Regions from separate parts of the Homo sapiens genome. Here region 1 is linked to region 2. Evidence: read pairs that join two places in POLR2A ChIA-PET (ENCODE). Cell type or tissue: PC-9. All regions are shown on one strand. Each heading gives the region's core, and the rest is flanking DNA. Links, peaks and the distances in the headings are about the cores only.

What was found. ChIA-PET counts read pairs that join two places held together with the same protein. Peaks named below come from ENCODE experiments on the same cell type or tissue, not always from the same donor. Only the 100,000 strongest peaks of a DNase experiment are listed, where the experiment ranks them.
Region 1: POLR2A ChIA-PET joins it to region 2 with 28 read pairs; 19 of 35 experiments call an interaction of 5 or more read pairs at or near these places.

The regions. Positions count from the first base shown.
Region 1 is chr5:134,181,376-134,192,639 of GRCh38, forward strand. No RefSeq gene overlaps it. Among named protein-coding and RNA genes, the nearest start is that of SKP1, 10 kb to the left of the region's middle. In PC-9, for the core only: no CTCF peak of the experiment used is centred there; no DNase peak of the experiment used is centred there.
Region 2 is chr5:134,273,361-134,289,344 of GRCh38, forward strand. It overlaps a transcript of CDKL3 not described here. Among named protein-coding and RNA genes, the nearest start is that of PPP2CA-DT, 55 kb to the left of the region's middle. RefSeq lists a silencer at 11,225-11,425. In PC-9, for the core only: no CTCF peak of the experiment used is centred there; a DNase peak (open chromatin) is centred at 6,471; H3K4me3 peaks cover 377 bases; H3K27ac peaks cover 1,391 bases.

The sequences.
Region 1 (11,264 bases), core at 3,216-11,215, 92 kb before region 2:
GTTGAAGACCAGCCTGGGCAACATGGCGAAACCCCGTTTCTACAAAAAATACAAAAATTAGCCAGGCGTAGTAGTGTGCGCCTGTAGTCCCAGCTACTCAGGAGGCTGAGGTGGGAAGATCACCTGAGTCCAGGAGGTGGAGGTTGCAGTGAGCCGAGATAGAACCACTGCACCTCAGCCTGGGTGCCAGAGTGAAACTCTATCTCAAAAAAAAAAAGTAAAAAATTCATGCAGCCACAGAGGCAGAGGAATCACACAGACCTGCTGTTGCCCACTTGCTGCTAACATCCTGTGTGATCTGGGATAAGTGGCTTCTCCTTGCTGAGCCCCAGCCCCCTTGTCTGTAAAGTGGGGATTATAACAATACCAATACATCACAGGATTTTTGTGAAAATCAGTGATTTTAGTCACCAGAATGGCTAAACTTAAAAGAATGACAATACCAAGTATTAGCAAGGATGTGGAACAATCGGAGCTCTCATACATTTCTGGTGGGAGTACAAATTGGCACACTTCAGAAAACTGGCAGTATCTACTAAAACTAAACATACATGTACCCAGTGGCCCAGCAACTCCAATTCTGGATATATACTCAGCAGAAATAAGAACTTATGTCTACCAAAAATATGTTTAAGAATGTTCATAGCAGCTTTATTCATAAGAGTCAAGAAAGAACAAATCTATCAACTATAAAATGAAAAAAAAACTGTAGTATATTCACTTAATGGAATATTAAACAGCAATGAAAAAGAACCTACTGATATACACAATGTGGATGGATCTCATGAACAATGTTGAACAAAAGAAGCTAAACCCAAGAATATTGATTGTTTAAGTCCATTTCAATAAAGACCAAAAAAGCCCCAGGCAATAACGAATCTGCGGTGAGAGAAGAATAGTTACCTTTGGCAGGTGACAAGTATTGATGAGGGAAGTTTTTGGGATGCTAAATATTTTTTTTCTTTTTCTGTTTCTTTTCTTTTCTTTTTTTTTTTTTTTTTGAGACAGGGTTTTGCTCTATTGCCCAGCCTGGAGTGCAGTGGCGCAATCACTGTACTTGACCTCCTGGGCTCAAGCAATCCTCCCACCTCAGCCTCCTGAGTAGCTGGGACTACAGGTGCACACCACTGTAGTATATCTGGGCTATTTTTTTTTTTTTTTTGAGACGGAGTTTCACTCTTGTTGCCCAGGTTGGAGTGCAGTGGCATGATCTGAGCTCACCGCAACCTCTCCACCTCCTGGGTTCAAGTAATTATCCTGCCTCAGCCTCCTGAGTAGCTGAGATTACAGGTGCCTGCTACCATGCCCAGCTAATTTTTGTTATTTTTAGTAGAGACAGGGTTTCACCCTATTGGCCAGGCTGGTCTCAAACTCCAGACCTCAGGTGATCCACCCGCCTTGGTCTCCCAAAGTGTTGGGATTACAGGCATGAGCCACTGCACCCAGCCTATTTTTTTTTTTGTAGAGATGGAGTCTTGCCATGTTGCCCAGGTTGGTCTCAAACTTCTGGGCTGAAGCAATCTTCTTACCTTGGCCTCCCAACGCTGGGATTACAGATGTGAGCCACCATGCCCGGCCAACATTTTGTATCTTGGTCCAGATGGTGGTTTCATGAGTGTATGTACATACAAAAATTCACTGAACTACAATTATGTTTGTATACTTTACTGCATGTAAATCATAACTCAGCAGAAAAGAGGGAGAAAGTTCGGGCATGGTGGCTCATGCCTGTAATCCCAGCACCTTGGGAGGCCAAGGTGGGCAGATCATCTGAGGTCAGGAGTTCGAGACCAACCTGGCCAACATGGTGAAACTCCCGTCTCTACAAAAATACAAAAAAAAATTAGCTAGGTATGATGGCAGGTGCCTGTAATCCCAGCTACTCGGGAGGCTAAGGCAGGAGAATCGCTTGAACCTGGGAGGCGGAGGTTGCAGTGAGCTGACATTGTGCCATTGCACTCTAGCCTGGGCGACAGAGCAAGACTCTGTTTCAAAAAAAAAAAGCGAGGAGGGAGTGACAATGTGTGAATGCATGTAACATTCTTAACATGATGCCAGTGTCAATTCCTGAAGGAAGTCTGAGCCCCTGGAGCCTTTCCTTCACATGGCTTCCCAACCCTTCAGAGCCAAGGCTGGAGGAATACAGGAGATGTTGGGAGGGAAGGTGAGGAATTTCTGCAAGGCCACAGGGAGGACTTACCTGCCCATGGGCCAAGAGTTCAACTAAGACCTTGGACAAAGCTACAGAAAGTTACAGCTTCCTTTCCTCTATCTGAGCCAGCCAGTGCAATACCTTCCCTGGTGGACTATGAACCTGCCCTTGGGAAGCTGCTGTGGAATCTCTAGGCAGAAGTGACATCTACACCTAAGTGGTGGAGGAAAACATTTCTTGACCCACATCTGTACCCTGCACCATCAGATTTCAGGAACCCCAGACTGCCTTGGGTCTAGGGTAGGTTGGAGAGTCTTGGCAAGCCAAAGTGGGCCTACCCATGAAGGAGGGACTGAACAGTAATCCTGCCCAAATCAGCAAGCCCATAAGCATAGCCACTAACATTCCTGGAGCATGGGCCTGCCAGATTACCGAGCTAAGCTCTTTCTTTATAATGTTTTAATCTCACAGCAACCCTAGGAGGTGGTTACTATTATAATCTGCATTTTACAGGAGAGATGCCAAGGCTGAGATGGGTTAAGTAATCAGCCCCAGGCCATAGAGCAGGAAAATGGGGAGGTGGGATTTGAACCTAGGTCTGGCTAACTCACCACAGATGAGTCTGACTTCACGGAAGAGCATGAGCTACACCCACCTCTCTCCAAGGAGAGAAGACCATAGGAGTGCACAGTGCCCCCCATGTGCTCAGAGTTGCCATGCTGGGCCCAAGCTAAGGCAGTGACAGGGACGGGATTGCTCTAGAGTCCGTCTGGTCCAGGTCAACCCCCAAGAACTACCAGTACTGACTGGCTCTGACCAACAGATGGCACCAGAGAGCCAGGTGGCTGTCCCAAGGGTGCATCTTCACTGAGCCTGCCCTCTTCCAGGCTTGCCCTCTGGCCCCTCCAAAGGTTGCCCTCTCTCCCCTCCAGGACGCAGACTCCTGTCCAGAAACCCAGTCTGGCCACCAGAGGCTGAATGCCAGTGCAACTTAATCCCATGTCCACAGCGTGACCATGGAAGTAGCCCCCAGCCATCTGGGTCACAGTGTCCCTCTGTGAAATGTAGAGTTTGACAGAGACCTGTGAAATGCAGGACCTGGTAGCAGGGCCAGAAAGACTCAGTTAGGAGCAGAGCAGTGCAGTACAATGCAGCGAGGACTCCTTCACAGATGAGAAAACAATGACAGGCATCACCTATCATCACCGGCTAAGTCTCCCTACCCCTCTGCCCAGAGGACCCCAGCACCAATATGTCGTCTGGAGCCAGCACACTGGGGCAAAGACTACCAGAGAGAAATTGCAATTTAAAAACTCTGCAAAGCCCAGCCAGTCAGCCACCCATGGAGCTCCAGGCAGGCCGACTTGCTGAACATCCCAGGAGCTAGACTGGGATCATCAGTGAGGTAGTCAAGTATGACGTGGGTATGTCTTGCAAGCCAAGTGCCTGACTGTTAACTGCGCAGTCAGGAAGGCCTGTCTGCCAAGGGACTACTGAGTGGCAGGGATTTCTCCAGGAAAATCTCTGAGTCTAGGCCCAGCAAGCTGCTGATATAGACCATGCCAGTCAGTCATTCAGTGAATATTTGTTTACCACCCTCTCCCCATCATGTTGCAGACAGTGGTAAAGAAGAGAAGGATTTTTGCCTTCAGGGAGCTTACCATCTAGTGGGTTCAATGTGATAAGCACAAATAAGAGAATGTTAGGTGGATAAATACTGAGAAGAAAACAAAGTGGGGTTATAAAGGGAGAAGAGGGCAATACATTTAAGCAGAAACCTGCATAAGAAGGCCCCAGCCACAGAAAGAGATGGAAAAAGTGTCTCTAAAAATGAGTTTGGTATGTCCCAGGAACAGTATGGCTAATATGGTTAGAGATTAATGAATGGGGGGAGAGTGAAAACAGATGAGGGCAGAAGAGCAGGTAAGGACCAAATCATGAAAAGCTCTGTGAAGAAAGTGGAATTTCATCCCATTTTCTTTTCTTTTTTTTTTTTTTTTTTAAGATGGAGTCTCATTCTCTTGCCCAGGCTGGAGTGCAGTGGTGTCTCGGCTCACTGCAACCTCTGGCTCCGGGGTTCAAGCGATTCTTCTGCCTCAGCCTCCTGAGTAGCTGGGATTACAGGCGCCCACCACCATGCCCGGCTAATTTTTGTATTTTTAGTAGAGACGGGGTTTCACCATGTTGGCCAGGCTGGTCTCGAACTCCTGACCTCAAGTGATCCACCCACCTCAGCCTCCCAAAGTGCTAGGATTACAGGCGTGATTACAGCCGCTGGCCACTTCATCCCATTTTCATTAAGTAGCCTCAGGTGATGGAAGGTAAGCAGCATGTGGCAGGATCCGCTTTACAGTATAGAAAGAGCGCTCTTGTGATTGTGTGAGTGGATTGTAGTGGGTGGAAGAAGAGAAGCCGCAAGACCTTTCAGAAGGCTTGGACCAGGACAGGGTTATTAGAGATAAAAGAGAAAGATGTATTTGGAGGTGTAGCTAATGAACCACATGTGGAGGATGAGAGAAACAGGTGTCAAGGATAACTGCATGAATGGTGGTACTATTCATGGTGGTACTAAGATAGGAAACACCAGGATTTGGGGTGGAAGGTGTTTGGGAGATCAGGAATTGTTTGAGATGCACGTTAGACATCTGAGTCATGTCAAGTAGGCAGTTGAATACTTAACAGGAGTGCAGGGGAGAAGTTGGGCTAAGGATACAAACTGGGACTCTTCAGCATATAGACAGGGCTAGATGAGATCACCTGGAAGAGGAGAGAAAAAGTCGTGTGAGTACTAAGCCTTGGGTCATTTCCATATTTAGAGGATGGGAAGAACTGGCAAAGGAGTCTGGAAAGCAGCAGTCAAAAAGGCAGGAGGGGCTAGGCGCCGTGGCTCATGCCTACTTTGGGAGGCCGAGGCAGGAGGATCGCTTGAGCTCTAGAGTTCACGACCAGCCTGGGCAACATTGTGAGATCCAGTCTCTATAAAAAATTTAAAAATTAGCTGGGCATGGTCACACACGCCTATAGTCCCAGCTACTCTGGAGGCTGAAGTGGGAAGATCGCCCGAGTCTGGGAGGTTGAGGTTGCAGTGAGATAAAATCATGCCTCTACACTCCAGCCTGGAAGAATCCTTCTCAAAAAAAAAAAAAAAAAAAAAAGTAGGAGGAAAACAAGCAAATGTAGTGTAATGGTAGACAAGGAAAGAAACTATATCTGGGAAATTGTTTTGGTCAATCATTTCAAATGCTAAAAACAAAATTAAAGTCAGAAAAAACATCTACTATACTTGGCAATGGGAAAATCACCTTGATAAAGCTGTAATTTCAGTGGGGTGGTGTGTTGAGAAAAGTGTGATATGAGAAGGTGGACAGAGGACACAGTTCTTTCAAAGAGCTTTGCTAAGAGCAGTATAGAAAAAGGGCAGGCACTTAAAGGGACTGTGAAGTCAAAGGAGTCTGTTTTTAGGATTGAAGATACAGAGCCATGTTGTATGCTGATAGGAATAATCCAATTGAGGAGGCCAAGGATAGAGGTACAGCTGCAGAAAGATTGCTGGATGTTGGCTGGGAGGGGTGGCTCACACCTGTAATCCCAGCACTTTGGGAGATTGAGGCGGGCAGATCACCTGAGGTCAGGAGTTTGAGACCAGCCTGGCCAATATGGTGAAAACACGTCTCTACTAAAAATACAAAAAATTAGCCGGGCGTGGTGGCGCACGCCTGTAGTCCCAGCTATTCAGGAGGCTGAGGCAGGAGAATCACTCAAACCCAGGAGGCGGAGGTTGCAGTGAGCCAAGATCATGCCACTACACTCGAGCATGGCAACAAGTGTGAAACTCCGTCTCAAAAAAAAAAAAAGATTGCTGAATGTGATGGCAGGAAGAAGAGAGACACTATCGACTGTGCCCTGAAGTATTAATATTGGCGAGGTTATAAGTGTTATAGAGTACAGAGAGGAGGTGGCAATTTGAGAAGAGACCGTGTTAATCAGTCCTTTTGAAGCCCAAGAATCTAAGGAAGTGTAGAGGACTATCCAGCAGTAACTGGTCCATCTGACATTTGTGTGAGTCCCACCAGTACAGCTGTGTCCATTCCTCTAGCCACATCCTGCCACTCAGCTGTAGGCAGCAGGCTCTGGTCAGAACAGCACAGCCTGGACTACAGCAGTCTCTCAAACAGCAGCTTCCCCACCGCTGCCCCAGATGGCGGAAATTTCTAGGAATGTTATCAGGTCATGGTCAGTGCTTTTCTACAAACTACACTTCCGCATTCTCTTTCAAAACAAGTGATTTTTCACCTTGTGATAAACAGCATCTAATGCAGATTGGTGAGAAGGAATAGCTCCTTCTCATCCTTTAGGTCTCAGCTCAGTGTCACCTCCTCAGAGACCACCAGCCTAAATAGTACGTTAAATTTACATTAAAACTTATTTTAAAAATTTAACAGCCATCACATCAAGACATACGATTGCCATCAGCCAAAAAAATTGTCAAAATTCACAAACTTGAGTTGGGCAGTAAGCAATGTGCACAACAGTATGTGGAAGTTTTGGCTAGAAGGGTACCTCCTTTTACCCTCTGGCCTCCTGTCTTGCTTTTTCTTCATAGTACATTATTCCTATTGGAGTTTTATATTTGTCTCTCTTGGGTGTTCACTGCACAAGGGCACTTTGTCTTGTACACCGCTTGTGCCTAATGCCTGGCACATAACAGGTGCACAGTAAGTAGCTGCTGAATACCACTCAGCTCAGCTGGTGCCTGGTGGTGGCTTACTTACCCAGTGGAAGTTACTCAAATACCATGGCAACATCTCTTCTTGCCCACTTCACTTGCTGTGCTCTCCCAGATGGCAGCAGCCCCTTACTACATACACCCTGGCTAAGACCTAAGCCCTCTTGCTAGAACCTCTCACCCCTCAACACACACCCACCTTGCTTCACCCCTTTCTTCCTATTCTAATAAATTTAACCCTCTGTTCTCCTTCTTAGATCTTTGCCTTCCTGTCCTTTGCCTTGAGACTTAAGAAGCCTTGGAGTCCTCACAAACGAGAGCATGTAGCACAAACCTTGGAACCTTGGGAGCTGGGGGTCTCAGTTATAGACTTAATGCAAAGACTGGTTCCTGTGGATGCATGACTGCAAGCCAGGCAGCAGGTAGTCTTAGAGCTCAGGTCTGAGTAAATTCGCCCAGTTACCACTTCCCCACCCCCAAGATCCCAGCTGAGAGCCAAAGCAGAGCCTGGATTTTGTCTGGTTGATAAGGGTGGGAAAGGCACAGAACCCACATTGGGGGTGACCAACTGTTCTGGTTTCAAAGCTCTACTGGCTGGGGCAGTGGCTCACGCCTGTAATCCCAGCACTTTGGGAGGCATAGGCGGGTGGATCACCTGAGGTCAGGAGTTTGAGACCAGCCTGGCTAATATGGTGAAACCCCATTTCTTCTAAAAATACAAAAAATTAGCCAGGTGTGGTGGCGTACACTTGTAATCCCAGCTACTTGGGAGGCTGAGGCAGGAGAATCACTTGAACCTAGGAGGTAGAGGTTGCAGTGAGCCGAGATTGTGTCATTGCACTCCAGCTTGGGCAACAAGAATGAAACTCCATCTCAAAAAAAAAAAAAAAAAAAGAAGAAGAAGAAGAAGAAAGCAAGATCTGCTTCCTGGAAAACCTTCAAGTTCTAAGCAACCAGGTCAACTGGTCACCCTATATTGGAGCTGTGCCCAACCGTGGCCACACATTAACAAGCTGGTGAGTTTACTTAGTTTTGCCTCCATGTTTAACTACTTCAGGAACCCATCATACTTCCACCAACTCACTACTGTTACTTTAAAAATAAAAGCTCACACTGGTTAATACCAAAGATGCTAAATGAAAATATGCTATGTGCGGAATGGTGTCTGTTACCATTTGTTTTAAAAGGGCGAGGAGTATTGCTCCCAGAGAAACAATTTAATACACATCATCATGAAGGAAGACTAGAGCACAACCACCCTACACACAGCAGACTTGCTGATATGACTGTGAAAACATCCACAACCATTAGTAGTAACCACCTCAGACCAATAAGGCTGGAGGGGAAACTTTTTTTGTATTCATCTCTATTGCTTTACTACAAGCATGTATTTTATATTAATACGAGTAGAAAAGATCCATTTTTTAAAAAGAATGTGCACTCATACAGATTAGAGATGGGCATTGTTCATAGGGTCAAGTCCTCCGTATCAGAATTTGTTAACTGGCCATCAGGACACCAGACAAGAAAGTAAGTTGGTCTTGGCTTCTGGCTCCTCTCAGATTAGAAGGTAAGGGTCTTCAGAAGGAGGGGAAGATGGTCAGGTGATGACAGGCTAGCATGAGATTTCATTCATTACTACAACTGTCAGCCTAAAGAGCTGACTAGTTTCCAGTAGTCTTGTACAGAATCCCAGAAGTTTATAAAAGAGTCTAAAAAACTCAGGTCATTCAAGAAAACCCACAATTCAGTTGGGAATTCAGATAAAAAATGGAGGAATTATGCCACTTAGATGAATTTTTAAAAGTTAGGGATGGGGTGCTCCACTCCATATATACTTTCTGGTTTTCCTTTAGTATTTGTTAATGCGGGTCCACTGTGAAAATTCTTTTATCTTCAAGAGCAATTGTTAGGCTGTGGTGGTTCAGCTGAACCTCACCTAACTCCCCTTCAAACTCTGGCTCAAATAAATGCCCTTGAGACACAAAGGTTAGTCCATGAACTCTTTTTTTTTTTTTTTTTTTTGAGACGAGTCTCACTGTGTCACCCAGGCTGGAGTGCAGTGGTGCGATCTCAGCTCACTGCAACCTCCACCTCCCGGGTTCAAGCAATTCTCTGCCTCAGCCTCCCGAGTGGCTGGGATTACAGGTGCCCGCCACCACACCTGGCTAATTTTTTTTTTTTTTAATTTTTAGTAGAGGTGGGGTTTCACCATCTTGGCCAGGCTGGTCTTGAACTCCTGACCTTGTGATCCACCCGCCTCAGCCTCCCAAAGTGCTGGGATTACAGGCGTGAGCCACTGTGCCCGGCAGTCCATGAACTCTTGAGAATGCTGTAACCAGGCTACCTGACTTGGGCCAACACTCAAAAGGCCCAGCATGCAAGCCTTCCTCACCACACACTCCCCAAAGGGCCCATCACACACCTAGCTTCCTGAATGGGGCTAAGCGACACATCTAAACCCTAAAGCTGTGTAGGCTATTGCCCACCCTTCAAACACCACTAATAAGAATTTCAGCAAAGGCAAGAGAAACCTAATGCTTCCTGAAAATCAGGAACTCTGCGATCAGAATGCCTGAATAGCAGAACCTTCTCTGCTCTTCTCAACAGAGTTGAGAAAACTCAATAATTCATGTAACATGCTTGGCACATGGAAATGCTCAGTGCTAGACAATATTCACTATAAGCTAATTCTGTCATTTCAAAGATTGAACATTCAGTAGCTACTACTGTCCTAAGTCATTGTGAATTCAACTCAACCCTTCACAGCAATTATTTCAGCACTGAGTGCACTGGAAACCCAAGCTGGTTCAGGATATGTCAGCTATTGCCTTTTCAAGACTGCAACGTCAAATTGATGTATTTCAGAAGCCATGAATCACTTACTCTATACTCTTTTAACATACCAAATGCTGTAGGCCATCTGCCACTCAGGTAGATAGCAGAAATGTCCAACTGCTGCCAAAAGGTGGTTTAAGCAAATACATTTTGAAAATCCAAAAGATGTCTACTCATATTCCCAGCCCTACTTTAAAAATCCTGGCTTCTCATTTCTAGAGTATGGTTATTTTTCCTAGGATCTGTGGTGAAACTAGAAAAACCCAAAGACCAACAAAGCTATCACAATACCCTAAAGAAATCCAGAGCCAAGACTAAAATTAAGGGCAAAACCTGGTGCGGTGGCAACAGGCCAAGAGGCCATACCAGGTCGGACATCACCTGGATCCTTCCAGAGGCCATGAGAGCCATACTGCCATCCCAAAAATCTTGACTCATATTTAAATTGCCTACATCCCTTTACCCTACAACCAGTTTCAGTGCAGCTCTGAGGAGGAGCAGTGGGCTAAGCCTTGGGTTTGTCTTTGCATCCTAATTTTAGTCATAGATCAATGAAAAGATGAAACTTAAAATGGTAGTTTTATACATTTCAACCAAGGTAGAGATGAATGTGGTTTTGGAAAACAAAGGATGTTCAAGACCAAATACATTATACAGTTTCTCCTCCCGCTCCTCTGCCTGCTGCATGCAATACATACTCAAGACCTTCACTGCAAAGGGACTTACATTGCAAGTTGGACTCAACAGCAGGAGTACATTCTGCAGATTTTACATCTGGTATATTTCACCACACCATGTAACCTACTTTCTGATATGTTTGGATATACCTGACCTTAAAGCTCCCCTTTGACCAGGCCTGCCAAACCCAATTACTAGCTCTTGCTCCTATCCCCAGGTTCCAATGCCATACTCAGAGCAGTTCTAGAACTGCAAAAAGCCTAATGATTAGTCTCCTTGCAGATCAGAAGGTATGCTAAGCCTTGAGGTAGAGGCACTCAACAGCTTTGGGCATTTCTAATAGCTTTAATTAGACATTCCATTGTGGTCTTCCATAGTGTTCTATGGAGCAAGCACTCTTAACTTCCTATCACGATTCTGGCCTTTGACTTCCACCATCAGTAATCTTGCTTGCTGGTGGCTACAGCCTACCACTGCACTAAGGAAGAACAGCTAAATTATTTCTTGGAAGAAAGCTTTTAAAAATATATTTTTTCGAGACAAGAGTCTCGCAGTCTGGAGTGCAATGGCGCGATCTCAGCTCACTGCAACCTCTGCTTCCCGGTTTCAAGCGATTTAGTCTCACCCTCCCAACTAGCTGGTACTACAGGTAAGTGCCATCACACCCAGCTAGTTGTTTTTTTAGTGGAGACAGGATTTCACCATGTTGGCCAGGCTCATCTTCAACTCCAGGCTCAAGTGATCCACCCACCTCGGACTCCCAAAGTGATAGGATTACAGGCGGGAGCCACTGTGCCCAGCAGGAAGAACACATTAAAGTCCTTCCCACTAACAACACTGAATGGTTGAGAAGATTGTACACCATGGCTG
Region 2 (15,984 bases), core at 3,239-11,238:
AATATCTCTACACATTAGATGGCAGAAACTTGAGTCGCTCCTAGCCCTGTGGGATCTCTGACAATTATTTTACTTATAGATCCCTGGGAGATATTCTTTGACTGGCCTTGTAAATTTCATCCTATATATGGCTTATCAGTTTGAGTACTCCAAAAAACAAATACCAAGAAGAGGGTTCTAAGAGATTATAATGTTGTAAGGAAAAATGGGAAGGGAGCCAGGGGAAGCTAGGAGAATCATATAATTGCAATGCAGGTCTGACCCTTTTGAAAGAGAAAAGAAAGGAAAGTTGAGTGGAAGACATTTAGACTGCACTGCAGTTCTGAGGAAGTTTGGAAATCTGATGGGGAATCCTCAAGCCAAAGTCTCCCATCAGAGGCATTCTGCATTTCTCAGGAATAGGCCTGCCTTCATATGCCTGAGAAAGTCATTAGCTGGGAGTTAACACATGGGAAGCATGGCCTTACTGCAAATGTGGAGATGGATTTCAGAGTGCAGCAGCTGGGCCCATTAGTCAATTATGCTCTTCACAGTTAGACACGTTACAGACACATTTTTTAGGCCACCAAATATTCACCCCTTGCATCAAACAGATATACATCTCCTCAAAATTCAGAGACAGGCTCCTCCATGATGCCTATTATCCTTTCTTCCTGGGGGGAAACTAAGAATAGAGAGAATAATGAGACAAACTACAGTCCTCATCACTGCAGTTGATCTAAGCGCTGCACCTGGTCTTTATCCTCTCCCTCCTCCAGTGATTCATTCTGAATTTCCTCACTCACAGCCATCATTTCAGCAGGTCTTGGTGCCTTACCTAGTGGTGTGATCCAAACCTCCATTCCTGGGAAATCTGAACTCTTAGTAATCATACCCTTTTCAGTCTCAGGTTGCCACACGTGTTCATTCACAGTTCCAGTGGTTCAAGGCACTCAAATGGATAATGGGTTGGACACATTTGCCACCCTTCCCCCTTCATGTAACAGTAGTCCTACTTCCTCCTGCTGATCAAGGCCAATTACCCTTCCCAGTATGGTGACTTCTTTTCTTGCCTGCTAGACCCTGGACACAAAGAATTCAAAATGCCATTGTGGAAATTGCAACTTTACGTTAAATGGAACTCTTGCTGTGTGCGACCTCTAGCAAGATTATGCCCCTTTTTGAAACCAAGAACTCCAATTCTGTCAAAGCCCAGGATTGCAGGGACGAGAAGTACAAAATCTCCCAGTTGGGACATGAATCCCCATTTTGGGAGTAATAATAAGAGGAGCCACTCCTGCTTCCATGCCCTGACTCCCAGACCCATGTGTTTTTTCCCCCTGGGGATATAATATCCTAAAAAAGTCTGCATATATATCCTGCATCCGGAAGATTGGCACATTATCTTTTCAGAATATTTCCTCTGAGCTAGCACTTCATCTGTACTTACAAAGGCTGATCCAGTGTTCTATAAGGCTGGCTGCTTTAGGATGGTACATGTGATATTGCCAATGAATCCCATGGTCATGAAACTACTCCACACCCTCTTCACTGTAAAGTGGTTGGATGCTATGTTGTGTGGAATTCCATGCCTATGAATTATTCTGTAAGCCCCAGAGAAGCTGAGAATCTTTAGGCAGGAAGTATAAGACCATACTCAGAATAAGTATCTATACCTGGTGAAGATAAAACTCTTGCTCTTTTGGGTTGAAAGAAGTCTGATATACTTGACTTGGCACCAACTAGCTGGTTGGTCTCTTCAGAGAACAGTGCTGTGTTAGGGGTTCAACATTAGTCTCTGCTGCTGTAGTTTTCAGTGTCCAAATCTTCAACCTCATTTCACCAGGCCTGTGAATGATGGTGAATGATGTGTCCTCTGGGTCCTCCCATGATTCTCTGGTTAGATGTCTGGTCTTACATTACACATCTATTCCAGCATGCCTACTTTCCTAAGCCTCTTTAACCTTTCCTGTGCCATCTGTAAGGGCAACTCAGGCCTTTCCATTTCCCTGAGTGTTAGCCACAGCATTTTCCAAGCTTCTAAAAGCCACCTCAGCAGTGAATTTGCCTTATCCCCTAAGGTCCTTGCAAGGGTGTTAAATCCCATGTCCTGAGATAGTACTCCTGAGTAAATTAATTCTTGCTTATCTATGCTTACATTCTAGTCCCCTTGATCAAACACCCTAAAAATCTAATTCCAAGGATACATCCCTGGCTCCTGCTAGTATGCTAGCTAATTCCTGCAATTCTTTTGATATAAGTCTCTTTTCTTCCCTTATCAGGCCCAGCATGTTTTCAACAAAGTTACGCTAGGATTTAGCCTAAGTTATTGACTTGGCAGCCAAAAGTTGGGGCAGCTACTGAGATGAGCACCTGCAGCATCATACAGCAAAATATTAAGTGTTAGTTCTTACAAGGGCTTACAAGCCATCTCTGCAAGCCCAGGGAGTGCAAGGGCTGCAGTGCTAGCATTCTTAGGGGCATTCGATGAGATGTCCCCATTCCATGTTTCAGGGTCCCAGGTTATCCCCACTAGGTCCTGACCTTTGTATAATAGGGCTGCTGGGCATTCAAATGTCTCATGTCTCTGAAGTTCTGCAACTCTAACAATTAGATCTTCATCCTACTGCTCACGTGTGTCTGCTCTTCCACTGCAGTACATAAGGAGCTCTTTGTAAGATGATACCACGAAACCATCTGGCTTAGCCATTAACTGCTCAAGAGCTTTCAGTTTCTGATTATCCCACTGCAAGGCATCAATACAACTCAGCAGTAACCAATTCACCCATCTTTGGAGGTAATCTCCTTCCTCCTCCAAAATCTTTCTCTGCCTGCATCATCACACCTTACACAGAACTTCCCTCTACCACATCATTTTCCAGGTTGCCACCTGTGAAATCTTTAGTTGCTGAGCTCTGGTTTATGCTAGTGTCTATCCATGTCCCACGTACCAGTCAGAATGATGTTCTCTTTGCCTGTCAGGAGGTGAGTAAGCCAGTCCCAGATCCCATCTTACTGCCTATTTTCTTGGACCATTCACTGTTGGTACCACTTGTGTTAGCTCAAGTCCCCTAAGAAACAGATGGCAAGAGATTAGATATACAAGAGATTTACTGGGAGAAATACCTGTGAGAAAACTGGGAAAGGAGCCAGGGGAATCTAGGAAAGGCATCAGACTGTAATGTATGTCTGACCTTTGTGAAGGAAAGAAAAGAAAGGTTGAGTGGAAGCAACTTACACTGCAGTGCATTTCTAAGGAAGTTTGGCGATGCCAGTGAATAATCTTTGAACCAAAATTTTGAGTTTTCCATCTTCCAAGAATGGGCTTTCCTCAGTATCCCTGTGCCTAGTCACTGACTGTAAGCAGCAGCCATGGGAAGATTCCTTAGTATGAACATGGTGATGAACAGGGCCCATAGGTCAAAATTACATTCCCTGCAGTTGGAGGTCTGAGAGGTCTATTTTCATGGCTGCCACAATTGCACAGATTAGTATTCAACCAAAGACTGGAAGGTAACCCATGCAGACTTTTGAGCACCTTCTCTACATAGCATTTCTCTTCTCTAGTACTCTGCCTTGCAAATTCTGGTCACCTTGGCCTCCCCAAGCTTCTATCCCTACCTCATCAACTCAGCAAAGCTGCCAGGCTCTCCTTGGGTTATGCCATCCTGTGCTGTGGTCCAGAAATTGCCTCTAAGCAAAAAGCCTATGTAATCATAGTGCTCACCTCATTCATTTTCCATCTATAAGGGACTATGGTCCGGGTTGGCTGTTGCCCAATGTCTAATGCATTGTTTCAGATACTTTTTTCCATTATCCTAGCTTTTACAAAGGAAGAGTAAGTATCATGCCAGTTGCTCCATCATGGACAGAAGTAAAAGCTCCTCCGTTTTCTGTGGTGTGTGTTTGTTTTAAATTTCATTATTTTTTACTTTTGTCTTATTTATTTCTCTCTGGGTTTAATTTGCTGTTCTTTTACTCACTTCTTGAGATACAAGCTTGGATCACTGATATTAACCTTCCTTCTTTTCTAGCATATGCATTTTACACATTTCCATCCAACCACTGTTTTAACTACATCTCAGAAGTTTTGATATGTCATATTTTCATTATTAGTTTCACATACTTTCTAATTTCTAATGTGATCTCTTTTTTGATTAATGGATTACTTAGAAGTGTACTGCTTAATTTCCATTTTCTAATTAGTTTTTATAATTCATTTCTACCTTAAGACTATTGTGGTCAGAGAGTACATTCTGAGTGCTTCCAATCTTCTGAAACTTTGTTGAAGCTGGCTTTACTGTCAAATTTTATAAATTCACCTGTATACTTAAAAACAGTGTATATTCTAGCTGGGCATTATGCCTCATGCCTGTAATCCCAGCACTTTGAGAGGCTGTAACGAGAGGATCACTTGAGGTGAGGAGTTCAAGACCAGCCTGGGCAACATAATAAGACCCTGTCTCTACAGAAAAATTTTTAAAAAATAACTGGGCATTGGTGGTGTGTGCTTGTAGTCCTAACTACTTGGGAGGCTGAAGTGGAAGGATTGCTTGAGCCCAGGAATTCAAGGCTACAGTGAGATGTATGATGATGCCATTGCACTCCAGTCTGGGCATCAAAGTAAGACCCTGTCTCTATAAAAAATTTTTTAAGGCCGGGCGCAGTGGCTCATGCCTGTAATCCCAGCACTTTGGGAGGCCGAGGTGGGTGGATCACATGAGGTCAGGAGTTTGAGACCAGCCTGGCCAACATGGTGAAACCCTGTCTCTACTAAAAATATGAAAAATTATCCAGGCATAGTGGTGCATGCCTATAATCCCAGCTACTCAGGAGACTGAGGCAGGAGAATCACTTGAACCTGGGAGGTGGAGGTTGCAGTGAGCCGAGGTCACGCCATTGCACTCCACCCTGGGCAATAAGAATAAAACTCCATCTCAAAAAAAAAATTTTTTTTAATATATATTCTTATCCTCAGTGCAGTGTTCTATTATGTCAACAGAGTCAAGTTTACTGTGTTATTTTGATTTTTATGTCTTTACTGATTTATCATGTGCTTGTTTTATCAACTATTGAAAGGTTGTGTTAAATCTACCTTATTAATGTTGATTTGTCTATATTCTCCTTTTAGTTCTGTCCATTTTTGCCTTATATATTTTGAAACTATGTTATTCAGTGCATATATATTTAGAATTGTTATATCTTCTTGTGAACTGGACTCTATCATTAGAAAATGTCCCTTTCTATCTCTAGTTATTCTTCTTGCCTTAAGAGCTATTCTCTCTGATAATAAACAGCAACACCAGCTTGAGTGCAGTGGTGTGATCTCAGCTCACTGCAACCTCCGCCCCCGGGTTCAAGTGATTCTCTTGCCTCAGCCTCCCAAGTAGCTGGGATTACAGGCATGCGCCACCATACCCAGCTAATTTTTGTATTTTTAGTAGAGATGGGGTTTCACCATGTTGGCCAGGCTGGTCTCCAACTCCCTATCTCAGGTGATCTCCCCACCTTGGCCTCCCAAGATGCTGGGATTACAGGGGTGGGTCATCGCACCCAGCTCCAGCTTTCTTTCAATTATTGTTTGCACACTATACTTTTTCCAACTTTTACTTTGAGCATTTCAGTGTCTTATACTTAAGATATTTTTTATATGCAGCATATAGCTGGGGTTTTTTTAACTTTTCTTTTTAGATTGGAGTCTTACTATGTTGGCCAGGCTGGCCTTGATGCCTAGCCTCAAGCAATCCTCCTGCCTCAGCCTTCTGAGTAGCTGGAATTATAGGCACATGCCACCATACCCAGGTTATAGTTAGATAATTTTTAATCCAATCTGATAATATTCATCTTCTATTTGGAGTATTTATTCTATTTGTTTTAATGTAATTACTAATACAGTTGGAATTATACTTACCATCTTTGACTTGAGTTTAATACAAATTACTATTTTAATATTTCCCTGATAATGCTAAAATCTTAGAACACTTTATCTCTATTTGCCCTCTCCTTCTTGCTTTATTGGAGTCATGAGTTTTAATTCTACATATATTTTAAGCCCTCATATTACTATGATTAATCTTTACAGTCAATATTTATTTATATTTACTCACACATTTCCCCCTTTTGTTATTCTTCATTCCCTTCAAATTTCCTGTTTCCATTTGGGACTATTTTCCTTCTGCCTTAAGAACTCTCTTCAGGCCAGGCACAATAGCTCACACCTGTAATCCCAGCACTTTGGAAAGCTGAGGTGGGAGGGTCACTTGAGGTCAGGGGTTCGAGACTAGCCTGGTCAACATTGTAAAACCCTGTATGTACCAATAATAATAATAATAATAATAATAGCTGGGTGTGGTGGCAGGTGCCTGTAATTCCAGCTACTTCGGAGGCTGAGGCATGAGAATCACTTGACCCCAGTAGGCGGAGGTTGCAATGAGCCGAGATTGCACCACTGTAGCCTGGGCAACAGAGCGTCTCAAAAACAAAACAAAACAAAACAAAAAAAAACCTCTCTTCAGCTTTTATCTTAAGGCAGATCTTCTGGCAATAAATTCTTTCTGCTTATATGTTTGCTTAGGGGGAGGTTACAGTGAGCCGAGATCATGTCATTGCACTCCAGCCCAGGCAACAAGGGTAAAACTGTCTTAAAAAGAAGAAAAGTCTGTATTTTGCCCTCATTTTTGTCACAGAATATACGATTCTAGCTTGGCAGCTATTTTCTTTCAGTACTTCAAAGGTGTCATTTCATTGTCTTCTGGATTTCATCATTTTTGTTGAGATCAGCTCCTTTAAAGGAAACATGACTTCTTGCCTTTTAGATTTTCTTTTTATATTTGAATTAAGCAGTTTCATTATGATGTGCTTAGGTGGGGTTTTCTTTCTTTTTTTTTTTTTTGAGACGGAGTCTCACTCGGTCGCCCAGGCTAGAATGCGGTGGTGCTGTCTCGGCTCACTGCAACCTCTGCCTCCCAGGTTCAAGCAATTTTCCCACCTCAGCCTCCCAAGTAGCTGGGATTACAGGTGCACGCCAGCACACCCGGCTAATTTTTTGTATTTTTAGTAGACATGGGGTCTCACCATGTTGGCTAGGCTGGTCTCACCTGGTCTCAAGTGATCTGCCCACCTCGGCCTCCCAAAGTGCTGGGGTTACAGGTGTGAGCCACCATGACCAGCCTAGGTGGGGTTTTCTTTGTATTTTTCCTGCCTGGGGTTTACAGAGCTTCTTAAATACATAAATTTTTGTCTTTCATCAGTTTGGTAGTATTTTTGGACATTCTCTTCAAATATTGCTTCTGCCTTATTTATTTATTTATTTATTTATTTTATTTATTTATTTTTGAGATAGAGTCTTGCTCTTTCACCTAGGCTGGAGCGCAGTGGCTCAATCTCAGCTCACTGCAACCTCCACCTCCCGAGTTCAAGCGATTCTTCTGCCTCAGCCTCCCGAGTAGCTGGGACTACAGACACGTGCCACCGTGCCTGGCTAACTTTTGTATTTTTAGTAGAGATGGGGTTTCACCATATTGGCCAGGCTGGTCTCGAACTCCTGACCTTGTGATCCACCTGCCTCAGCCTCCCAAAGTGCTGGAATTACAGGCGTGAGCCACCACGCCAGCGCTTCTGCCTTATTTTCTCTCTCCTCTTCTTATGGGAACCTAATTATACTTAGGTTAGATCTTTCCACTCTGTCTTGAAGGGGAAACAAACTATGTGTTCAGACTGTTCATGTCTCTGATGTTGTCACTCTAGCTGTATGAAACTACTAGAAAGTTCTGTTAGTTTCTCTGTACCGTAGTAGGGGCCCTCTTCCAGAGCTAAGTCTGAATTCTCAGTTTTTTTCTTGTTTCAAGAATCAGTCTATATTCCCCAGGAAAAAGCCACTGCAAACCATCAGCTCAACTCTCTGGAATTATCCCCTCAAATCACTATTACATCATCAGCTCTCTGCCTTTAAACAGAAATTTCTTGCATTTCACCTGGCTTTAGTGGTTCTCAGTGGATGTTTAATTTTGTTGCAAACTATCATATCTAGAAGCATAAGTATCTTACGCCATATGTTTTGAGACTGCATTTTTATTATCATTTTCTATGTATTATTTTATTATCATTTTCTATGTATTATTATATGGAAATTATTATCTAATTTCCATTATTATTTCTTCTTTGACACCTTCAGAAAGTATTTTTTAAAATTTCGTATATATGGGGCCGGGCGCAGTGGCTCACACCTGTAATCCCAGCACTTTGGGAGGCTGAGGTGGGTGGATCACCTGAGGTCAGGAGTTCGAGACCAGCCTCATCAACATGACTAACCCGTCTCTACTAAAAATACAAAAATTAGCTAGGCATCATGGTGCATGCCTGTTATCCCAGCTACTTGGGAGGCTGAAGCAGGAGAATCACTTGAATCCAGGAGGCAGAGGTTGCAGTGAGCCAAGATCATGCCACTGCACTCCAGCCTGGGCAACACAGCAAAACAGTGTCTCAAAAAAAAATCATATAGATGGGTTTATATGGGTTATTTTTCATATTGGGGCAAAGTGTTTTCTTATATATTAAATCAAACTTAAATATTGTGTTATTCAAATCCGCATCCATACTTTTTCTTTGTTTCCTTGTCAGTTACTGAAAGAGAAGTATTAAGAATATCATGCTATGATAATGGATTCTTCAAGTTCTCATGTTCACTAAATTTATGCTTTATATATTTTGGTGCAAAAACTTCTTGGCTTTTATGCCTTCTCAGTGAATTAAATAATCATATGTAGTGTCCCTCTTTATGTACAGTAAGTTTTTTGCTTTATAATTTGTTTTTCCTGATAATATAGAGCCACACTAACTTTTTTCCCTGTTTGCCTGTTATATCTTTTCTAACATATATTTTCACTATTTCTGTGTCCTAATGTATATACATGTTTTTTGAGATGGAGTCTCGCTCTGTCGCCCAGGCTGGAGTACAGTGGTTCCACAGCTCACTGCAACCTCCGCCTCCCGGGTTCAAGCAATTCTTCTGCCTCCTCTTTTTGAGGAGTAGGTTTTTTTTCTAATTCACTCTTTACTTAGGGTAACACTTTTTACAGGCTCGACTTCATGCACAGTCTCCAACATAACTTCCAAACTTGCTTACTAGGTTTATCTCCTTCCACCTGGGTGACCTGTTCAAACCAGTGCTCTAAACCACCAGTAACTTTGGGCCTTTGATGAGAGGTTTCACAATTGGAGTTTTTCAGGATATGCAGTATACATTTAATCAGATACCCACCACACATATTTCCAGAAATGAAAAAGTAGATTGCTTTTTCTTTCTTTCTTTCTTTTTTTTTTTTTGAGATGGAGTCTCGCTCTGTCACCCAGACTGGAGTGCAGTGGCACGATCTCGGCTCACTGCAACCTCCGCCTCCCGGGTTCAGTATTACTGATCATTTTTAACATTATTCCTTAATTCTTCAATAAGTCTCCAAACTACCAAGGTCATTTTGAATTTAAATTATTTGTTCCATACACATTAAGGTACATAATCATATAAAGGCACTGGGGGTTGGGTGATAACGGTTTGACAACTCTAACTTCCAAGAACTAATAGTTTTGTTGATGACACACACAAATTAAGAGGTAACTAGCATCACAAAGCAGGATGTAAAACATAGTATAAACAATGGAATATGGGAACCTAGAAAAAAAGGAGATTGCCTTTCATAGGAAGAGTCCAGGTCACGCAAGGAAGACTACATAAGCTTAAACATGAAAAATTAATACAATTTGGGAGGATCAAAATTTGTTAGAGTAAGTCAAGTAGGCCTGATGACTGAATGGCTATCAGATACATGGAAGCTGAAAAAATTAAGTTAATGCCAAGTTTCAAGCCAAGGAAAACAATAGTACTACTTTTAAAAACAAGAAAAGCTAAGAGAGAAAGATGGTTTGGGGAGAAATTAATACAGTTTAGATATGGTAAGTGTTTTAGTCTGTTTTCTCGCTGCTGATAAAGACATACCTGAGACTGGACAATTTACAAAAGAAAGAGGTTTATTGGACTTACAGTTGCACATGGCTGGGGAGGCTTCACAATCATGGTGGAAGGCAAGGAGCAGCAAGTCACATCTTACGTGGATGGCAGCATGCAAAGAGAGAGCTTGTGCAGGATAACGCCCCCTTGTAATAACCATCAGATCTCATGAGACTTATTATCACAAGAACAGCATGGAAAAAACCTGCCTCCAAGATTCAATTACCTCCCACCAAGTCCTTCCCACAACACATGGGAATTCAAGATGAGATTTGTGTGGGTACACAGCCAAACCATATCATTCCACCCCTGGCCCCTCCCAAATCTCATATCCTCACATTTCAGAATAAATCATGCCCTCCCAACAGTCCCCCAAAGTCTTAACTCATTTCAGCATTAACTCAAAAGTCTACTCAAAAGTCCACTTGCCTTATCTGAGATAAGGCAAGTCCCTTCCATCTATGAGCCTATAAAATCAAAAGCAAGTTATTTACTTCCTAGATACAATGGAGGTACAGGCATTGGATAAATACAGCCATTCTGAATGGGAGACATTGGCGAAAACAAAGGGGCTACAGGTCCCATGCAAATCCAAAATCCAGTGGAGCAGTCAATTATTAAAGCTCCAAAATGATCTCCTTTGACTTCATGTCTCACATCCAGGTCACACTAATGCAAGAGGTGGGTTCCCATGGTCATGGGAAGCTCCACCTCTATGGCTTTGCAGGGTACAGCCTCCCTCCTGGCTGCTTTCATGGGCTGGCATTGAGTGTCTGCAGCTTTTCCAGGCACACAGTGCAAGCAGTCAGTGAATAGTGGGGGAACCAGCCCCCAATATTTCAACGTAGGTTCTTTTCTATTTTCCCTAAGTGTTGGTCTGTCTGAGAAATAGAGAAAGAGTACAAAAGAGAGAAATTTTACAGCTGGGCCTCCGGGGGTGACATCACCTATTGGTAGGCTCCGTGATGCCCCCTGAGCTGCAAAACCAGCAAGCTTTTATTAGGAATTTCAAAAGGGGAGGGGGATACGAACAGGGAGTAAGTCACAAAGATCACATGCTTGAAAGGGCAATAAAAGATCACAAGGGCAGAGAGGCAGAGCAAGATTACAAGGCCAGGTGAAATTAGAATTACTGATGAGGTTCCATGTCCTGCTGGGCACACAGTGTCATTGATAAACATCTTAACAGGAAAGAGGGTTCAAGAGCAGACAACCGGTCTGACTAGAATTCGCCAGGCTGGAATTTCCTAATCCTAGCAAGCCTGAGGGCACTGCAGGAGACCAGGGCGTATTTCATCCCTTATCTTCAACTGCACAAGACAGATACTCCCAGAGCAGCCATTTTAGAGACCTCCCCCTGGGAAGGCATTCCTTTCCCAGGGTTATTCCTTGCTGGGAAAAGAATTAAGCAATATTTCTCCTATTCGCTTTCTGCAAGAAGAGAAATATGACTCTGTTCTGCCTGGCCCCACAGGCAGTCAGACCTTATGGTTATCTCCCTTGTTCCCTGAAAACCACTGTTATCCTATTCTTTTTTAGGATGCCCAGATTTCATATTGTTCAAACACACGTTTTACAAACAATTTGTGCAGTTAACGCAATCATCACAAAGTCCCGAGGCGACATACATCCTCAGCTTACGAAGATGATGGGATTAAGAGATTAAAGACAGGCATAGGAAATTATAAGAGTATTGATTGGGGAAGTGATAAATGTCCATGAAATCTTCACAATTTATGTTCTTCTGCCATGGCTTCAGCCGGTCCCTCCGTTCGGGGCCCCTGACTTCCCGTAACAAGTGAGTCTACCATTCTGGGGTCTGGAGGACAGTGGCCCTCTTCTCACAGCTCCACTAGGTGGTGCCCCAGTAGGGACTCTGTGTGGGGGCTCCAACCCCACATTTCCCTTTTGCACTACCCCAGCAGATGTTCTCCATGAGGGCCCCACCCCTGCAGCAAACTTCTTCCTGGACATCCAGGCATTTCCATACATCTTCTGAAATCTTGGCGGAGGTTCCCAAACCCCAATTCTTGACTTCTGTGCACTCACAGGCTCAACACTACAGGGAAGCTGCCAAGGCTTGGGGCTTGCTCCTCTGAAGCCACAGGCCAAGCTCTACATTGGCCCCCTTCAGCCATGGCTGGAGCAGCTGGGACACAGGGCACCAAGTCCCTTGGCTGCACACAGCATGGGGACCCTGGGCCTTTCCTCCTAGGCCTCTGGGTCTGTAATGGGAGGGGCTGCCGCAAACGTCTCTGACATGTCCTGGAGACATTTTCCCCATTGTCTTGGGGATTAACAGTCAGCTCCTCATTGCTTTTGCAAATTTCTGCAGCTGGCTTGAATTTCTCCTCAGAAAATGGGATTTTATTATCTATTGCATTGTCAGGCTGCAAATTTTCTGAACTTTTATGCTTTGCTTCCCTTATAAAACTGAATGCCTTTAATAGCATCCAAGTCACCTCTTGAATGCTTTGCTGCTTAGAAATTTCTTCCACCAGTTGGGTGCAGTGGCTCATGCCTGTAATCCCAGCACTTTGGGAGGCCAAGGCATGTGGATCACGAGGTCAAGAGATTGAGACCATCCTGGCCAACATGGTGAAACCCCGTCTCCACTAAAAATACAAAAATTAGGTGGGTGTGGTGGCACATGCCTATAGTCCCAGTTACTCAGGAGGCTGAGGCAGGAGAATCACTTGAACCCAGTAGGCACAGGTTGCAGTGAGCCAAGATCATGCCACTGCACTCCAGACTGGTTATAGAGTGAGACTGTCTCAAAAAAGAAAAAAAACAACAACAACAAAAAGAAATTTCTTCCACCAGTTACCCTAAATCACCTCTCTCAAGTTCAAAGTTCCACAATCTCTAGTGCAGGGGCAAAATGCTGCCAATCTCTTTGCTAAAACATAACAAGAGTCACCTTTGCTCCAGTTCCCAACAAGTTCCTCATCTCTATCTGAGACCACCTCAGCTTGGATTTTATTGTCCATATCATGATCAAGCTTCTGGTCAAAGCCATTCAACAAGTCTCTAGAAAGTTCCAAACTTTCCCACATTTTCCTGTCTTCTTCTGAGCTCTCCAAACTGTTCAAACCTCTGCCTGTTACCCAGTTCCAAAGTTGCTTCCACATTTTTGGGTATCTTTTCAGCAATGCCCCACTCTACTGGTACCAATTCACTGTATTGGTCTGTCTTCATGCCGCTGATAAAGACGTACCTGAGACGGGACAATTTACAAAAGAAAGAGGTTTATTAGACTTACAGTTCCACATGGCTGGGGAGGCTTCACAATCATGGTGGAAGGCAAGGAACAGCAAGTCATGTCTTACATGGATGGCAGCATGCAAAAAGAGAGGGAGCTTGTGCAGGAAAACTCCCCCTTGTAATAACCATCAGATCTCATGAGACTTACTATTATGAGAACAGCACAGGAAAGACCTGCCCCCATGATTCAATTACCTCCCACCAGGTCCCTCCTACAACACGTGGGAATTCAAGATGAGATTTGTGTGGGGACACAGCCAAACCCTATCAGTAAGGCTGAAGAAACAGCAAAATGATAAAGTGGAAACATTTAGCAAACATATAGAGACTGTAGCTTCAGGTAAATGTCTGTGGAAGAACTACAAATTTTGGAGAAATACCCTCAGAGGTGGTAGCCAAGCTATAAGAGTAACATACTTCTCTCAAGGAACAGGGAAGAGTGGAGGCCTTAAGAACTGCCAGGGAAACAGGTAGGAAGAAAAATTATCAGTAGAACAGAAAAGCACTTAGAATTAAGAAGAAAATGATGACATGTGACAAAAAAGAAGGCGCGCTTTGAGGAGGAAAAGATGATTCATAGTGTGAAATGTGACACAAAGATCAGGAAAAATAAGGATTTTTTAAAAGTCACTGAATTTGACAATTAGGTGATAACTGGTGCCCATCAAAAGCAAGTTTTTATTACTCTGGTGAAAACAGAACCCTGACTCAATTATTTAATGGATCGAATTTTAATTTTATTCTTCAAGGGGTGTTAAACACAAGAGAGTGTTCCCTATCCTTGTGACTCTATTCTGTGTTCCTTCTTCCAAAGGAAAGGTAATGAGTGCCACACAGCAGCAACCCACTGAGCAACCAGTTGTATCCCCTTTCACTTATGACAACTTCACGTGGTCAAAGGACTTAGAGCCAAGACTCCCAATCATCACATGGATGCTACCCAACAGATTTCAAGACCTAGCCAATTGATTGCCAATTCAGCTGCCCCTGCCACTGCCATTGCCATAACCTACTTGTTTGCATGAGTTTTGGTGGCTATGGAGAACCAAATAGGAGCAATCCTATCAGCAGAGGCATATTTATTGAAAGCCAATGTAGTCCCTCACTTGCACAGGCTGCACCCAAAGCCATGGAAACAGCCCTTCTAATTTTGCCTTTGAAATTTTGTGTTTCCTCCTCAAAAAGAGCCCTCATTTAAAAGTATCAGCTTCCATAAAACCTGGATCTGCCTAAATTAACCAGTAACTCATCTTCTCGACACCTTACCACAGCTATGTTTGTAACTTTACTTTTTTTTTTTTTTTTGAAATGGCGTTTCACCCTTGTTGCCCAGGCTAGAGTGCAATGGTGCAATCTCAGCTCACCACAACCTCTGCCTCCCAGGTTCAAGTGATTCTCCTGCCTCAGCCTCCCGAGTAGCTGGGATTACAGACATGTGCCACCACACCCAGCTAATTTTGTATTTTTAGTACAGATGGGGTTTCTCCATGTTGGTCAGGGTGGTCTCGAACTCCTGACCTCAGGTGATCTGCCCGCCTTGGCCTCCCAAAGTGCTGGGATTATAGGCATGAGCCACCAAGCCTGGCCTGTAACTTTACTTTTAAAACTCCACTAACACTCAAAAACTCTGAGAAAATCCAATGTAACCCCAAATGATAAAAGTTGGAAAGTGTTGAGCTAAACTTGCTTTTCTCAGGGTGGAAAAGAATTACAGTACTAGTATCTCTTTTTTGACATGGTACAACTCTAACTGGGTCTCCAGAGATTAATTTTCTTCCAAACCACAATAGCGGACACATTATACAGCTCTCTTTTAAAACTGTAAATGCCATGTTTTTTCTTGTATTTAATGAAACACTTTATGCCTGCAGAACAGATAACTCATGCCAACTTTATGTCTAAATAAATGGTGACCAGTGCACAGATACCCTAGGAGTTTCACAGGCAGTATGCAACAAGAGTAGAGGACACTTTCAGACCTAATTTATTCCCAAAGGGAATTAAGTCAGGATAAACTCAGATAACTCGCATAACAAAACTTAAAGACCATAATTCTTCATCCTTGAAGAAGACACAGAGACCCAGTGAACTACTAAATTTCATCACTACAAACCCACTGTGTCCTGTGTGTGTTAAACCTTGAGTCCTCACAATATCTCTAGGATAAGCTATTTTGTCCCCATTATCCAGCTGGGAAAACTGAGGCAGCAAAGCACCAAACAGGTTTCCAATGAAGAGGTGATAAAAGCATCTGCCTTCTAACTCAGGTAATCTGATACTAATCTGGACTCTCATAATATGTGACTTTAAATAAAAATGGAATGTTTGTTCAATAAACTTTTTTTTTTTTTAAAGAACCAGCCTGGCCAATATAGTGAGGCCCTGTCTGTATGAAAAATTTAAAAATGAGCCCAGCATGGTGGTGAACACCTGTACTCCCAACTATTCAGGAGGCTGAGGCAAGAGGATTGCTTGAGCCCAGGAATTTGAGGCTGCAGTAAGTTATGATCATGTTACTGTAGTTCAGCCTAGACAGCAGAGCAAGACCCTGTCTCATAAAAAAAAAAAAAAAAAAAAAGGAAAGAAAAAGAAAAGAAAAAATCCCCAGGAGTTTGCAGGTACACTTTCAATAAATATTCTGATACCATCACATTTTCTGTTTGAAGAATAGAGAGAAATTAAAGAAACCAATTTTCCAAACTCAACAACAATCCAAGGAATCCAACAATATTGATGGC